Linked DNA regions of Homo sapiens: region 1 is linked to region 2. Evidence: read pairs that join two places in POLR2A ChIA-PET (ENCODE). Cell type or tissue: GM12878. All regions are shown on one strand. Links, peaks and the distances in the headings refer to the core of each region. The heading gives the core; the rest is flanking DNA. Region 1 overlaps NUDT4 (nudix hydrolase 4). Region 2 overlaps LOC643339 (a long non-coding RNA gene).

What was found. Peaks named below come from ENCODE experiments on the same cell type or tissue, not always from the same donor. Only the 100,000 strongest peaks of a DNase experiment are listed, where the experiment ranks them.
Region 1: POLR2A ChIA-PET joins it to region 2 with 7 read pairs; 7 of 35 experiments call an interaction of 5 or more read pairs at or near these places.

The regions. Positions count from the first base shown.
Region 1 is chr12:93,387,822-93,393,203 of GRCh38, reverse strand. The region is part of intron 1 of NUDT4 (nudix hydrolase 4); the gene reads right to left. Among named protein-coding and RNA genes, the nearest start is that of NUDT4, 13 kb to the right of the region's middle. In GM12878, for the core only: no CTCF peak of the experiment used is centred there; no DNase peak of the experiment used is centred there; H3K4me3 peaks cover 2,909 bases; H3K27ac peaks cover 1,046 bases.
Region 2 is chr12:93,136,055-93,141,436 of GRCh38, reverse strand. The region is part of intron 3 of LOC643339 (a long non-coding RNA gene); the gene reads left to right. Among named protein-coding and RNA genes, the nearest start is that of LINC02412, 36 kb to the left of the region's middle. In GM12878, for the core only: a CTCF peak has its summit at 4,504; a DNase peak (open chromatin) is centred at 2,213; H3K4me3 peaks cover 961 bases; H3K27ac peaks cover 2,733 bases.

The DNA of each region.
Region 1 (5,382 bases), core at 215-5,214, 250 kb before region 2:
CTTGAACCTGGGAGGCGGAGGTTGCAGTGAGCAGTGAGCAGAGATTGCACCACTGCACTCCAGCCTGGGCAACAGAGCAAGACTCCATCTCGGGGAAAAAAAAAAAAAAAAAAGACTGAAATCTACAAATTGTTACAAAAATACCCTATTACCTTAGACAAGTATCCTAGATTTTATTTAACAGGTAACAGGTATTACATACCCATCTTTTAAATGAATATCTGGCCGGGCGCAGTGGCTCATGCCTGTAATCCTAGCACTTTGGGAGGCTGAGGTGGGCAGATCACCTGAGGTCAGGAGTTCCACACCAGCCTGGACAAAACATGGTGAAACCCCGTCTTTACTAAAAATACAAAAATTAGCCAGGTGTGGTGGTGCATGCCTGTAATCCCAGCTAATCGGGAGACTGAGGCATGAGAATCACTTGAACCTGGGAGGCGGAGGTTGCAGTGAGCAGTGAGCAGAGATTGCACCACTGCACTCCAGCCTGGGCAACAGAGCAAGACTCCATCTCGGGGGAAAAAAAAAAAAAAAAAAGACTGAAATCTACAAATTGTTACAAAAATACCCTATTACCTTAGACAAGTATCCTAGATTTTATTTAACAGGTAACAGGTATTACATACCCATCTTTTAAATGAATATCTGGCCGGGCGCAGTGGCTCATGCCTGTAATCCTAGCACTTTGGGAGGCTGAGGTGGGCAGATCACCTGAGGTCAGGAGTTCAAGACCAGCCTGGCCAACATGGTGAAACCCCATCTCTACTAAAAATACAAAAAATTAGCCGGGCGTGGTGGAAGGCACCTGTAATCCCAGCTACTTAGGAGGCTGTGGCAGGAGAATCACTTGAACCTGGGAGGCGGAGGTTGCAGTGAGCCGAGATCATGCCACTACACTCCAGCCTGGGCAACAGAGCTAGATTCTGTCTCAAAAAAAGGAAAAAAAAAAGGGGGGGGGGGAAACAAAGGAATATTTGTGGGCTAGCTTAGGTTGAACTTCACTTAAGTTAAAATCAACTCAAGGTGAGCGTGGTGGCTCATGCCTATAATCCCAGCACTTTGGGAGGCTGAAGTGGGTGGACATCTGAGGTCAGGGGTTCAAGACCAACCTGGCCAACATGGTGAAACCCTATCTCTACTAAAAATACAAAAATTAGCTGGGTGTGGTAGCACATTCCTGTAGTCCCAGCTACTCAGGAGGCTGAGGCACAAGAATTGCTTGAATTCAGGAAGCGAAGGTTGCAGTGAGCCGAGACTGCACCACTGCACTTCAGCCTGGGCAATGGAGTGAGACTCTGTCTCAAAAAAATAAAAAATAAAAATAAATAAGTCAATTTGAACAAAAGTGTCCACAAAATTATCTTAGTATACTACCTTCAAGTAAATTTAAACAGTTCTCCCTCGAAAACACATAGGGTTTATCACGAAGTTTAATTCCCAGTGTGCATAGAGATGATGATGATAACTAAGACAGGGTCTCACTTGGACATCCACGTTGGAGTGCAGTGACACAATCTCTGCTGACTGCAGCCTTCACTTCCCGGGCTCAAGTGATCCTCTCACTCCAGCTTCCCGAGCAGTTGGGAGTACAGGCACCCACCACCAGGCCTGGCTAATTTTTGTACTTTTTTTTTTTTTTGAAATGGAGTCTCGTCCTATCATCCAGGCTGGAGGGCAGTGGCATGGTCTTGGCTCACAGCAACCTCTGCCTCCCGGGTTCAAGTGATTCTCCCACCTCAGCCTCCAAAGTAGCTGGGATTACAGGCACCTCCCACCAAGACCAGCTAATTTTTGTATTTTGAGTAGAGATGGGGTTTCGCCACGTTGGCCAGACTGATCTCAAACTCCTGACTTCAAGTGATCTGCCTGCCTTGGCCTCCCAAAGTGCTGGGATTACAGGAGTAAGCCACCATGCCCAGTCTGATTTTCGTATTATTTTGTAGAGGTGGGGTCTTGCCATGTTGCCTAGACAGGTCTCAAAACCATGGGCTCAAGTGATCTTCTCACCTTGGCCTCCCAACTGGGATTACAGGCAAGAGCCATGACTGATTTTTTTTTCTTTTAAATGCATGCCAGCACTTCTATCTGCCCTGCTCCCTCCCTGCTGCCAGGAGCTGCTGGCCTTTAAGAGTTCTCAGCCAGCACAGGAGTCCTCTCTCATTTGACTAAGTTACCAGGAACTTTTCCAAACTGGAAAGTTTCAAGCTGACAATTCAGCAACTCCCACCCTTCTCTCAAGCCCCCAAAATGCTGAGTTAAAAGAGAGTATCTATTTAGGCATAGAACCTCCTCTTAGAAAAGCAGCATTCCAGGCCAGGCATGGTGGCTCACGCCTGTAATCCCATCCCAGCACTTTGGGAGGCCAAGGCGGGCAGGTGTGAGAACAGCCTGGGCAACACAGCAAAACTCCCTCTACAAAAAAATACAGAAATCAGCCATGCATGGTGACATGTGCCCATAATACCAGCTACTCAGGAGGCTGTGGTGGAAGGGATCACCTGAGCCCAGGAGGTCGAGGTTACAGTGAGCTGTGATCATGCCACTGCACTCCAGCCTGGGCGACAGAATGAGACTGTCTCAAAAAAAGGGAGGGGGGGTTATTACATTATCAAATTATACCCAGATGAGACTTTATAGAAAATTAGAAAAAGAAAATTAAAAATCCAAAAGTGCATGCAAGGGTCTCTAAGTTCAAATTCTACTTTCAACAGAGAAACTACAAATCAGATTTCAAAACCTTTGTATTTTATTCAAAATTGGAGGCTTACAGAGGATCTATGGCAACCAAAGGCACTGGCCCTCTATCAAGACTGGCAAGTGAATGTTAGTTTTTAAGTTAAATAAAAATGTTAAGAGTTTGTCTCGCATCACTGGAAAAGTAAACAGCAACTACTGGTCCGGACTGCAGAGTTACAGGCCTCTTTTTCTGGTCACTAGGTTTGGGTTAGGAATAAACTGGTTTCTATTGCCTAGATGAAATTCTTGTTACACAATTCTATGCTCTCTAAGCAACTTCCTGGATTACGTTAATAATGGGACATAACGCAGGTGGCTAGCCGCCTGAAAAGTACATCATCACTTAGTAAATAGTAAATAGGGAGTTCAAAATCATCCATATTCAAAATGTTGCAGTCCTGAATAAATGAAATGCAAAGTCTCATGTATCTAGGTCATTGACTATGATGTTTCCAGTTCTCCAAGACAGAGCTAAATTACAGGAGATTAATAATGTTGAAAAACCATTAGTATAAGATGTGTCTGCTTTTCTGAAGAAACATTTTATGCTTCAGATTTTTTTTTTTTTGAGACAGAGTCTCGCTCTGTCATTCAGACTTGAGTCTAGTGGTGCAATCTCGGCTCACTGCAACCTCCGCCTCCTTGGTTCAAGCAATTCCCTCCCTCAGCCTCCCGAGTAGCTGGGATTACAGGCTCCCACCACCATGCCCAGCTCATTTTGGTACTTTTAGTAGAGATGGGGTTTCACCATCTTGGCCAGGCTGGTCTTGAACTCCTGACCTCGTGATCCACCTGCCTCGGCCTCCCAAAGTGCTGGGGTTACAGGTGTCAGCCACCGCGCCCGGTCTATGCTTCAGATTTAAAACCAATCCTGCATCTACAAGACATCAGCATGACTAAACTTTTCTTCCAAAAATGAGTAATATGGAACCCTTGTGTCTCAACATCTCTCTTTCATAAATTACTTTTTAGAAAGCCTCATGAAAATAGTATATAAATTTGATAAGTGATTTAGCACAATCCAGTAATTTATGATATAAGAATCTCGGCTCACTGCAACCTCCGCCTCCCCGGTTCAAGCGATTCTCCTGCCTCAGCCTCCCAAGTAGCTGGGATTACAGACATGCGCCACCACGCCCAGCTAATTTTGTATTTTTAGTAGAGACGGGGTTTCTCCATGCTGGTCAGGCTGGTCTTGAACTCCAGACCTCAGGTGATCTGCCCGCCTCAGCCTCTCAAACTGCTGGGATTACAGGCATGAGCCACCACACCCAGCCAAATGTATCTTTCAAAAAAAAGGCCGATAAATTTAAATGAGTAATTATCTATGGTCCAGAAATGATTCACATCTAAACTACTAGCTTAAGGCAGATGTGCTAATATCCAACTTTTGGTGATGGTAGTTTTAAAATCCAGCATGTTTCATTAAGCACTTGTCTACTCATCTAAATTGACAAACCTGCAGATAGAATTGGGCTCCTCTGGGCCCTTGATCTGCCAATTAATTCCAGTCTGTCCTAAACTCTGCTACTTTTGAACCTTTCATGCTTTTGAGGGTCTACAGCTAACACAGTCACCACTAGCATCATATGGCTAAATTTAAGATTAAATAAAATTTAAAATTCAATTCCTTAGTCCAGTCATATTTCAAGTGCTCATCTCAAGGGTCACATATTGGACATCTACAGCCAATTAATGGTATATCCTTTTCAGAACAGGTAAAATATGTAACTGTTAGTTATTTATCCACTTAAATTTTCATGCAAAACCTTACCACTTTAAAATGCTTTTCGAAAGAAAATCAGAATCATGAAAATGGGCTAGCAGGAAAGAAGCATCATGCACATGGTATCCAAACTAAATCCATTCACTTTTGTCTTTACAATCTTCAGCCTCTAGAAGGACAGAGAACAGACTGACTCCTGTCAAAAAGTGACAATTCAGCACAAGTTCTCCACCTTAAAGAGAAGCACTGTGGAGAAAGAAGTTGCTGATTTTGTTCCTTATCTACTAATTGTGTGATACTCAACAAGAATTGTATGTGATGAAAAGATACTGAATATACATCTTTCCCTCAAAGAGCTTATATTCTTGGAGGTGGGGTTGGAATACAGTCACATAGAATGCTCAATATTTTGTGTCTAAAAACTGCAAGAACACATACATCTATATAAATCTATATCATTATAAATTGTGGACAAACGATTTAGCCTAATCCAGTAACTTATCATCCAAGAGTCCCTTGACATCTCAGGAAGAATAAATTTGGTCAGACCAATAACTTCAAATTATCTTTCCATAAAATGATCGCTTTAAATGGGTACTTAATATCTGTGATATAGAAATGACTGGCCATCTAAACAACTAGCTTATGAAAAGAGGTCTCACACAGATGTCATGGTGACAGATTTGAAAGTCTGTCTGTTTCATTAAGTACTTGCCTACTCATCTTGAATAGTTCATTTGAGTGTTCAAATGAGGGCAAGGCCACATCTGGGGGGGTGGTGGTGGGGAGAAGGCAGTGACTAAGAGTGAGCAAGAACTGAGGGATACACTCCAGATAAGAGAATAGACTGGATGATGGCGTATGTCTGCCAGGGTGGAAAAATATGAACAGCATTAGTAGAGAGAAGGACAATTAAAACA
Region 2 (5,382 bases), core at 331-5,330:
GTGACAAAACACATTTTGTGTGGAGCCATTATGTATGGACCCCAAATTTCTGGTTTCTGCATGGTCTTATGTTGCCAGCTTATGGAGTTACAGAGAAATGTATGTATGAATATCCGGTCAGTCTCAATATCCACAAACCCTGTTGACAAATGTCCCTAGATACTCCAGTGGTTAAAAGTGAGGAGAGTAACAGTGGCCATTCCTGTGACACAGAGGTGAAGAAAACACTGTGTTTGCCACTGTAGCTATAAAACCAACTACGATGACACCTGCCAGGTGACGTTGGGAGAAGAATATGTTTTGTGGCTTGAGGTGTGAATCTTGTGACTGTCATATTCCATCCTGCCTGAGGCTGTGCCCCAAGGGGGCTGTGCCCGGAGATGGAGAGGCTGGGCAAAGCTGCTTCCCAGGCCTTAGATCTTTGTCCAGGTGTTGCGCGTGGCTGTGGTAGGTGGGAGGGCTGAGCGGGCCAGCCACTTTTTGCTGGATTTACTGGGGACTCACTCCCATACCCAAGGGCAGATTGGCTATAGAGAGGTGGTTTGCTCACTGCCAACCAAACCTGCTCTCTGAAAGCAGAGCTTTGTCTTTTTCTGCTTTATGACCTCAGCTTTGGAGAAGGCTTTGGCTCCCCAAGTGTGGCCCAAAAACTTGGATGATGATGCACGGGGTAGAAGGCAACAAACGAGCTGCCCTTGGTGGCAGTGACCTGAGCTGGGTCCACTCCTTGGGCTTGGGTGATGAATACAAAAAGTCAGCCAAGACCATCCTGCTGATAGGGAAAGAAGGACTCATGATAACCCTGTACCAGGTACTGCCACACAGACTTTCTCCTTCAATCCTCTGCAAACTTGTGAAACTCTTATCTGTTTTACAGATACAAAAACTGCAGCTCAGAAAGGGCAAATGGTCTGTCCAAAGGTACCCAGTTTAGAAGTGACCCACTGGAATTTGAACCCTAGGTCTGTTGAACTCTGAAATTTATGATGTTTTGTTTTGTCTTGTTGTTTTTTTTTTTTTTTTTCCCACTTCACCACTCTTTATATCTGCAGAGTGCAGTAGGGAGTAGGTGGAGGTGGGATGAATACCATGATAGGCCCCCGTGAACCCAAATCTGTGGCTTGATGGACTCCAGGGAAGAATGTATAGCTAGTCCCATCCTTGTCTGATCTTGGCAGATGCTTCAGTGAGGTTATAGAAAGCTAATTCCACTTCCCAGTGCTCCATTTGAACATGTGCTCCTATGCTCAGCTGGTTTTAGGTGTGGCTTTGGTTTCTGAGCAGAAACTCTCTTTCCATGAAATAATGACATCCTTAAGGTGTTGTGCTTTGCTTGTCGTTCAGAGAAGACAGCACTTCCAGGAAATGCACTATACAATATGGATGGATCCCCTGTCCAGAGAGGAAACCAGGCGCACCCTTCACTACAGGAAAGAACTTGCTCCCTGACCTGCCAGCCAGGTGGAATTTCATTTCTTTGTGCTCTCGGGATCTGGTGCTTTGAAGAACTGGCTTCATTAGCCACTAACAGAGATGCACTTGTCAAAACATCAGCAACTGACTTTTTTGTGTGTGCTTAAGAGATCACAGATATTTTTGTACTGGTGCTATCAGAGGTTGGAAGGATTGCTATAGCTACATGTTCTTGCCCCTCTCTCTAAGGTCTATGGCAATGAGTAGCAATGATAATAATTATGATAGTGATAATAGCAAACCATTCACTATATGTTTTGTGCTGGGCACTGTAGTAAGTTCATTTTATGTTCAAAACAACCTTCTGAAGTATGTGTCATTTAGGATTCATTTGACTGCAAGTGGCAGAAACCCAATTTCAATGGTTTAACCAATGGAGGGATTTATTTTTCTCATGTAATAGGAAGTCCAGCTGTAAGCACTTCAGAGTGAGTATGCAGGCCCCATGGTGCCATCAAGAACCCAGTCTCTTTTGCTGGAGGCTTGCTTCCTCATGTATGCAGCATAGCTGTTCTATTTTGTGCTTCACAACTAATTTTTAGGCAGGAAGTATTTGAAAGAAGGGAGAAGCTAAGTAGCACAAACTGACAAGGTGAATGCAAGCTGGATGTGTGCCCTCTAACAGGCTTTCTCAGAAACTCCAGCTGGTACCTCCACTTGCAGCTCCTTGTCCAGAACTGTGTTGCATGACCACATCTAGCTGCAAGGAAGTTGGGTAATCCAAGAGCATTTAAGTGAGCCCCTTGTTAGTAAGAAAGAAAGGAGAACTAGCTATTGGTTCCATAACCAGTCATGCCTAGCTTAAGTAGTTAATGTTTGTTCAAAATTTACAGACAAAGAAAGTGAAATTGGAGAAGTTAAGTATTTACCAAAGGCTATCTAGCTAGGGAGTGATGGAGCCCAGATCCGAATCCAGGTATGTCTGACTCCAAAGCTACATTCCTAAATGCTGTTTAGAATTTGTTCCTGATGGTTGGTGGTGTTTGGGCTGTACAACGGAGGACTTAAGGGGGCTCTCTTATGGGACAGGAGGGAGAATTGACTTTTCAGCTTCTTGAGAATAGTGCTAAGATCATTGTATAAAAGATATGGAAGGCAGATTTTGGTACAAGGTAAGGAAGTGATTATTCACAATTAGTAATTAACTGGTCTATGGGCTGTGTAGCTAACTCTATGACCAGGAGCATTTACATAGCTCAGAGGAGATTCCTTAACTGACTGGGAGTTTGGGCCTATTGTAAGTTCAAGATTCTAGGTCCATGAAACAAAAGTGGCTGAGATAGAATCATCATGATGAAAAGAGGGCTTTTGGTTTCTGCATAGGTGCTTCCTGATTTGTCAGTTAGAGTGACCATATAATTAATTTATGGTCCAAACTGGGGCATTTTTTTAGAGTAAAAAAAAGATTTATTAGTAATTATGCTGGGACAACAGGCAAACACCAGAATCATCATGGACCGAGTGGAAGCCACAGCTACCCCAGCCATGGGCTCCTGATGGATAATGGAATGGGGAGACCTGGGCTTCATAGGAACTGACAGCTGGGTAAACATCCAGAAAAGACAGACACCCCCAAGGCAGACCTTCCCAGTTCCATAGGCTAAACCTCCCAAGAGGCCCTGTCTGTGATGGGCTTCGGTGACAGACGTTAAAATCTGATGGGCAGGGACAATGAGTGACTACTGAAAACGTATGTCTGACACAGCCCCTCAGGCCCTGAGTCTCCCTTAGTGTGACTCATTTTCAGAGACACTGAGCTTAGGTAACGCCATGTGTCTTACTGAGTCATGAACCCAGCCCATTCTAGGCTGGGAAGGCAACTGGATTTTACATCCCCTGATATCCTTCTCAGCTTTTAAAAACTGCTCTTCTGATTTGCTCCATGACCTTGGGCAAGTCACAACCACTCTGTGGTTTGGCTTCTCCTTTAGTGGAAATAAAATGGAAATAATAGTTATGCAAGAGGAAAAAATTGATTCAAGAGCTTCCAATGAAAGTTGCCGCATACAGCCAAGTGATATTATTATTTTCATGACAGTTATTAGCAGAGCTGCTTCTTGTCCCATCCCCTCTCATTAGGCCACAGGGCATGGAATAAACACAGGTTTGGCCAGTGACTGGTATTTGATGATGTTGGCACCAGAGATGAAGGGGAGGAATTTCTCTCTGGCTTGTGTTTCACTATTAACCTCCTTTTGCCTGGATCTCAATGCCTGCTAGTATGGAAACTGGAAATCTGTGAGAATCTCAGCTATTTGTCTCATAGCAGAGGCAGCCTATTCAGAAAACCATTTAATAATGATGCCATTACAATATTGTCTTTTTTCTTTCCTTAATTCCTTTATTCAATAAATATTGATTGGGCATGTCTGTGTGCCAGGTTCTGTTTCCCAAGGATAGAGCAAGAGGCATAATGACAGCATTAAGCTTTTCAATGTTTGTTGAATCAAGGAATTTATAAGATGTGAAGTTTGGAGAGCTGATCTCCTGCTGCAAACTTGCATCTCTCTCGTCTATCCTGATCCCTGAGAGATATTTCTAAAAGCAAAATTGCTCTTGTTACCCATTTCCTAAAGGAGCAAAACTGAATTTCTTTTTTTTCTGTATTATTATACTTTAAGTTCTAGGGTACACGTGCACAACATGCAGGTTTGTTACATATGCATATATGTGCCATGTTGGTGTGCTGCACCCATTAACTCGTCATTTACATTAGGTATATCTCCTAATGCTATCCCTCCCCACTTCCCCCACCCCAGAACAGGCCCCGGTGTGTGATGTCCCCCTTCCTGTGTCGAAGTGTTCTCATTGTTCATTTCCCACCTATGAGTGAGAACATGCGATGGCAAAACTGAATTTCTTAATATGGCACAGAAGAACCTTCAGGGTTGGCCTCTGATCACCGTTTTGTCTCTTCTCTCACTGAGCCCCTTTTTGGACTACAAGTTTCAGCTATTACGACTTCCCTACAGGTTCCTGAATATTCAGCTCTTTCATATCTCTAGGCCAGAGGGCGGCAGACATTTACTTGTAAACGGCCAGATAGTTAATATTTTTGGTTTCCTGGGTCATGTGGTCTCTGTTGCAACTACTCAATGCTGCTATTGTAGTGTGAAAGCAGCCATGGAAAAAATATAAATGCATGAGCATGGCTCTGCCCAAATAAAACTTTATTTACAAAAACAGGCAGCAGATGGGATTTGGTCCACAGGCTGTAGTTTGTTGATCTCTGCTTTAGGCTTTTGCTCATTCTGTGGTCTTTTACTTGTCTACGTTAAACTCCTTTCATCTGACCAACGCCCATTCAATTGTCACCTCAAGTCTGAGATCTTGCCACACTACCCTGGGTAGAACTGGTCACGCATACCACTGTGTTCTGTACACACCACCCTGACAAGTAACAGAAAATTAAAGCTGTGTTTTCTCCCATAACCATATTATAAGCTTTATTTATTCATTCATTCACACATGCATATATTCACAGATCCATTCATTTAACAACATTTAACAACCACCCACTATGGGGCAGAGCTGATGACTTTTTAGTCTTTGCACAACACCCAGTGAAAGTATAACACATAAAACTTGCTTAATACATGCTTGTGAAGAAAAGGAGATAGAACTCAATAAAAAAAAGTCCACTGCCAAAGATACATCTGCATCTTTGTTGTAAGTGCTCAGAGGTGGGAAGTTGTCTTTATTGATTATGAAGCCTCTCCACTGTGTGGAGGGGTTTGGTCAGTTAATTGTATTTGGAACTTTTCTTTTAAGGTTTCTGTCATCCGGCCTGGAATAGTTTGGTGGCTCCCACCTGTTGTCCATTCTTATCCCTTTTCCTAGAACTCAGGGTCCTGTTTTCTGGTGACATCTTATGGCAGTACTAAGAGTAGTAGCACCAACTTCTAAACT